Linked DNA regions of Homo sapiens: region 1 is linked to region 2. A link is a loop called in an ENCODE intact Hi-C map of the cell type or tissue named here. Cell type or tissue: PC-3. All regions are shown on one strand. Each heading gives the region's core, and the rest is flanking DNA. Links, peaks and the distances in the headings are about the cores only.

What was found. Hi-C counts contacts between places; a loop is a spot of excess contacts. Peaks named below come from ENCODE experiments on the same cell type or tissue, not always from the same donor. Only the 100,000 strongest peaks of a DNase experiment are listed, where the experiment ranks them.
Region 1: it touches region 2 in a loop (8-fold over the local background); 2 of 110 quality-filtered maps call a loop at or near these places.

The regions. Positions count from the first base shown.
Region 1 is chr17:4,159,628-4,162,541 of GRCh38, reverse strand. No RefSeq gene overlaps it. Among named protein-coding and RNA genes, the nearest start is that of CYB5D2, 18 kb to the right of the region's middle. In PC-3, for the core only: no CTCF peak of the experiment used is centred there; a DNase peak (open chromatin) is centred at 1,101; H3K27ac peaks cover 1,390 bases.
Region 2 is chr17:4,108,694-4,111,607 of GRCh38, reverse strand. ZZEF1 (zinc finger ZZ-type and EF-hand domain containing 1) reads left to right here. Exons shown (of 55, transcript NM_015113.4): 6 at 1,745-1,955. Among named protein-coding and RNA genes, the nearest start is that of ZZEF1, 33 kb to the left of the region's middle. In PC-3, for the core only: no CTCF peak of the experiment used is centred there; a DNase peak (open chromatin) is centred at 1,227; H3K27ac peaks cover 1,620 bases.

The sequences.
Region 1 (2,914 bases), core at 116-2,615, 51 kb before region 2:
TGCCTAGAGCAAAGTGAGTGTGGGGCGGGGCGGGGGTCACGCAGTGGCTCAGCTGTGACCAAAAAACGTCAGACTCTTCACTCTTAGATGTTTATAGAAAACTGTAATCTCAGAATGAAAAGGCAAATGTTGAAACTTCTTTCAAGATGACTTCTTTATTTTTGGGTTTTGTTTGTTTGTTTTGGGAGAGTCTCTCTCTGTCGCCCAGGCTGGAGTGCAGTGGTGTGATCTCGGCTCACTGCAGCCTCCACCTCCCCAGTAGCTAGGACTGCAGATGCGTACCACCACACCCAGCTAATTTTTGTATTTTAGTAGAGATGGGGTTTCACCATGTTGGCCGGGCTGGCCTCCATCGAACTCCTGGCTTCAAGAGATCCGCCCACCTTGGGCTCCCAAAGTGCTGGGATTATAAGCGCCCGGCCTCCTTCACAATGTTGGAGTGGAGTGCAGCTGCAAAGGCTTTGCCTTGACACTGTGCTCACTGGTGTGGCAGAGATCAGACTCGCATCACAAAGCCCAGCTCTGTCACCCGACGGTTGATGTAACTATTAGAAGAGGTGGGGAGATATTTATGCCCCTTTTCTGGGCCATAAAATGGGAACTTCTCAAGGCAGGCATAGAGATTAAATGAGAACAAGGCCTGGCCCAGCATAGTTGCCCAATATGTATGTTTTCTCCTTCCCTTCCTTCTGCCAGCAAGTCTAACTGCATGCTCAGCCTAAGCTGAGCTTATCTGTGGCTTCCATCAGGGCCTTGCCCTTCCTCCCCCATGGTTTTGCCCAGGGCCACCTGTACTGGAGAGGGAAAGGCCAGGCATTTCTCCAGTAATTACCAGCTTCTCATGGCTGAGCCCTTCAGGCCATTAAAATGACAACCTACTCTTGCTGAACCTAATTCTTTGCTGAATCCTTTGCCCTGACATGAGAGATGTGTTACCAGATTAAGTAGGAAGGTAAGTACCATAAGGTAAGTATCAAAAAGGAAATGAATTCTCAACTGAGCAAGGAACAGAGCAGGCTGCTGAAGCCAGCCAAGTCTGTCCTGGAGCCTGCACGCAGGGCTCTTGCATCAGTCAGAGATCAGGTACCCTCTAGGCACGGCCAGAGCCCGCAGCTGGCTGGAATGACTAATGCTCCTTTTTGTTTGTTTGTTTTTTGAAGGATCAGAACATCTTGGGACCTGGCCCTCACACTCTCCCTGCATTCCTACCGCAAGGACAGCCTCTGGCTGCTCTACTGGGTTTATTCCACCATACTATAAGCCCCCTGAGGTCGGAAGCCTTGCTTCCTCGACCACCCAACCCTAACGTGATGCCTGGCACATAGTAGGTTCTTGGTAAGTTATTTGCTGAATGACTAAGGAGGACTAAATCATGGGCAGTAACTAGTTTCCAGTTAGCATGGAGTTGGGGGCTGTTTCTGGTTAATAGAGAAGTCTCAGCACTGAGCTCAGGGACTGCCTAGAACTCAGAAGAAAATCCTAATTTCAGCTCTTCTTTCTGTCTGCTCCTGGTCCTGCCCCAGGGAGGGCAGAGACATACAGAAATATGGAGGAGTGAAAATGGCACCGAATCAGGCATCCAGAGCTTTGAGTTCTAGGCTCAGGTCCATGCTCAGTGACTTAAGTTCTATGTGCCTTTATTGCCTTATCTCCAAAAAGTGCGGTGGCTCACGCCTGTAATCCCAGCACTTTGGGAGGCCGAGGTGGGCAGATTGCTTGAGCCCAGGAGTTGGAGACCAGGCTGGGCAACAAGGTAAAACCCCATCTCTACAAAAATAAAAAACTAGCCGGGCATGCTGGTACGTGCCCATCATCCCAGCTACTCGGGAGGCTGAAGTGGCAGAATCTTTTTGAGCCCGGGAGGTCAAGGCTGCAGTGAGCTATGATCACGCCACTGCACTCCAGCCTGGGCAACAGAGTAAGACCCTGTCTCAAAAAAAGAAACAACTCTGCACGAACTTCCCACACGCTAGGTGCGGTGGATATAGGGGTACAGCGCTGAGTAAAGTGGATTATAGGGGCATGGTGCTGAGTCACGTGGATATAGGGGTGAGGAGCTGAGTCACATGGATATGGGGTAAGGCTCTGAGTCATGTAGATATAGGGGTACAGCGCTGAGTAATGTGGATTATAGGGGTACGGCACTGAGTAAAGTGGATTATAGGGGTACGGAGCTGAGTTGCGTGAATGTAGGGGTACAGCGCTGAGTTGTGGATATAGGGGCACAGAGCCGAGTCGTGGATATCGGGGTATGGAGCCGAGTCGTGGATACAGGGGTACGGCGCTGAGTCATGTGGATACAGGGGTACGGAGCTGAGTCATGTGGATTATAGGGGTACGGAGCTGGGTCGTGGATATAGGGGTACGGAGCTGAGTCATGTGGATTATAGGGGTACGGAGCTGAGTCATGTGGATATAGGGGTACGGAGCTGAGTCGTGGATATAGGGGTACGGCGCTGAGTCATGTGGATTATAGGGGTACAGAGCTGAGTCATGTGGATATAGGGGTACGGCGCTGAGTCATGTGGATATAGGGGTACGGCGCTGAGTCATGTGGATATAGGGGTACGGACAGTCGTGGATTATAGGGGTACAGAGCTCAGTCATGTGGATATAGGGGTACATAGCTGAGTCATGTGGATATAGGGGTACGGAGCTGAGTCATGTGAATATAGGGGTACGGAGCTGAGTTGTGGATATAGGGATATGGAGCTGAGTCGTGGATATAGGGGTACGGAGCTGAGTCATGTGGATATAGGGGTATGGAGCTGAATCACACTGGGGCTCTGTCCTCAGAGTGTCTGAGGTCCAGTGCAAGAGGTTGATAGGAAGTTCATGGTAAGAGCCCACTGTGATATGAGCACAGCCATGGAGCAGGGAAAGTGCGTCTATAGCTCACTGCTGGCCCAACAGT
Region 2 (2,914 bases), core at 225-2,724:
AGCTCACTGCAACCTCCACCTCCGGGGTTCACGCAATTCTCCTGCCTTAGTCTCCCGAGTAGCTGCGATTACAGGCGCACACCACCATACCCACCTAATTTTCTGTATTTTTAGTAGAGACGGGGTTTCACTATGTTGGACAGACTGGTCTCGAACTACTGACCTCATGATCCGCCCGCCTCGGCCTTCCACAGTGCTGGGATTACAGGCATGAGTCACTGCACTGGCCCATTAAAAATAATTTTATTCACATTTTCATATTGGAAAATTAGAAAAATATAAACAAAAATACTCAAATCCTACTACCCAGGGATTGTTACTATGATTGCCTTGATGTGGATCCTTGCAGACCTTTCCGTGTGTGTGTGTATTTGTGTGTGTAAGTGTGTGTATGGTTTACATACACACACATATATGCACACATATCTACACACCTTTTTTCCTAAAAAATAGAGCTGTATGTATCTGTTCACATAAATCTATACATATCTTTTTACAAAAATGTTGATATTCTTTGCATGTTCTTTTGTAATTTTTTAGAGTGTGTTATATTCACGAATATCCTTATTTAGTGTTGTAAAAATATGCCGTAATTGGCTGGGTGCAGTGGCTCACACCTCCAATCCCAGCACTTTGGGAGGCTGAGGCATGCAGGTCACTTGAGGTCAGGAGTTCTAGACCAGCCTGGCCAACATGGTGAAACTCCGTCTCTACCAAATACAAAAATTAGCCGGGCGTGGTGGCGCATGCCTGTAATCCCAGCTACTTGGGAGGCTGAGGCAGGAGAATCACTTGAACCCAGGAGGCGGAGGTTGCAGTGAGCTGAGATTGTGCCACTGCACTCCTCCAGCCTGGGTGAACAGAGCAAGACTCCATCTCAAAAAAAAAAAAAAAAAAAGCCGTAATTTTAACCCACCCCTCATTCTTGGACATTTAGATTGTTTCCAATTTTATACCATTATAACCTTGCTTTAAACATAGCATTTTGGAAATAATCACAATTCTGTGATTGCTTTCTGGGCTTATTTCGTTCAGGGAGCCGGAATGCTTCATGTTTTATCTCATTTCTTCTAATGCTTTCCTGGGCCAAAAGAAGTGTTCTTTGCTCAAAGGAACTGAGGCCTAGGGAGGTAGAGTCTTTGTGTCTCACCCCTAGCAAATAAGTAGTTAGGCCTGTGGGTTAGAAGCTTCCTGTCTTATATTGTGATCTTTTCTCTAAGTTGTGTCCTTTTTAAATTCTTACCTTCTCTCCTCTGACCCAAATAAGAAATTGTGACATCTCTTAAAAGTGAGTCATGTCTGTGTCATCTGTTTGGATTTGATTATTAAAAATAAATTCTCACAATTGCTTGTAAGCCAGCCACTGTTCTATAACTTAATCCAAATTTCAGAATCCTAGGAAGAATTCTAGAAATGTTCTTACCATGTATTCAGACAGGCTTGTTTTAAAATGTTCTTTGTGTAGTTTTTTCAAGACTCCTAAGTTCCTAAGAAGTTTTGTTGTAAAGACTTAAATCACCCTTAATTTTACATATTATTCTTATGATTTCTTAGATTTGTCAAAGCTTTTTGACAAATTTATTATATACTAGTTCCATTGCACATGCTATTTATTTCTGTCATCAAAGTGTACCTTCAGAATTTTCTTTTCAAAATGTCTATTACTATTTTGCTTTTAGTTGGGAGCCCAGCATTTGCCTAAAGAAGTTAATCCAATACTGAATTTTTTGTTTGTGCTCGACAGATGTCCAGATTAACATAAAGCGTTGTCTTAGCGATGGCTGCGACACTAGAATTCATGGTCTCAGGGCTGTTGGCTTTCAGAGAGTTAAGAAGTCTGGGGTCTCAGTCTCAGATGCTTCTGCAATATGGTATTGGTCTCTGCTGACATCTCTGGTGACGGCTTCTATGGAGACAAATCCCGCCTTTGTCCAGACAGTGCTGCACAATACTCAGTAAGTCATTCTCTCTATGTTCCAGCCCCCTCAACATGCCCTCATTCTCCCATCATCCTTTAGGGCGTATCACTGAGCAGCCTTCCATCATTGATCGTTGTGGCTCAGTCAGCTCGGCCTCAGGTGCCCTAGTGTTTCCTGTTCGTGCCACTCAGCTCCACAGTGTATCTCTCTTTGATTGACGTTCTGACTTTACAGACTGAAAAAGTGCCCATTCCACCTTCCTGCTCCTCGTCACACAGTTCCTACAGTGTTCTTCATCAGCTCACTAAGTGGACCAGTCTTGTGAGGAGGTCACTTATGCTGTGCCTGTTCCTTGTCCATTGGGAAGTAATTGCTCATGTTTCTATAGGATTTGATGTTGGATAAAGCCCTTTCAGATGCAGTCTATTATTTTACCTACTGACACTGAAGTGTACCTGTGAAAATCACCCCATTTTATAGACGCAGATGTTGTGACCTTTCCTGAAGTCACAAGACCAGGCTGCAGTAATGGATCAGTTGAGGGCTCTTTCCACGAATGAGTGAAATCTTTTCAGGGTACTAAATTAATTTCTTTTGAAATGTAGAGTACTTTTGAAAAAAAATCATTAGGGCAAAAAGACCAAATAGTAACATATAAGACAAATACAACCAGCTATAGCAGCACTGAAATATTAGTATTGTGCAGATTCAGTAACTGATAATAGGTACCTATAGTGTAGGCGGTGAGAGTATCAGCCAAAAAGAGATTGCTAATATTTTGTTCTCTAGACATCTTTTGAGATTTGTTAGCACTATTGAGTAAAACTGTTAGCAAATAACACTGCTGCTCTGAAGGTTAATAGTTGGCCATACCTTGTTCTTTCTTCCTGTTGTAGCATGTATTCTCACTAAATTATTTCATACTTAGAGAAGCACTGCAAGTTTACATTTAACAAATAATTTTTATTTCTTCCTCAGTCATTAGAGAGTAATTT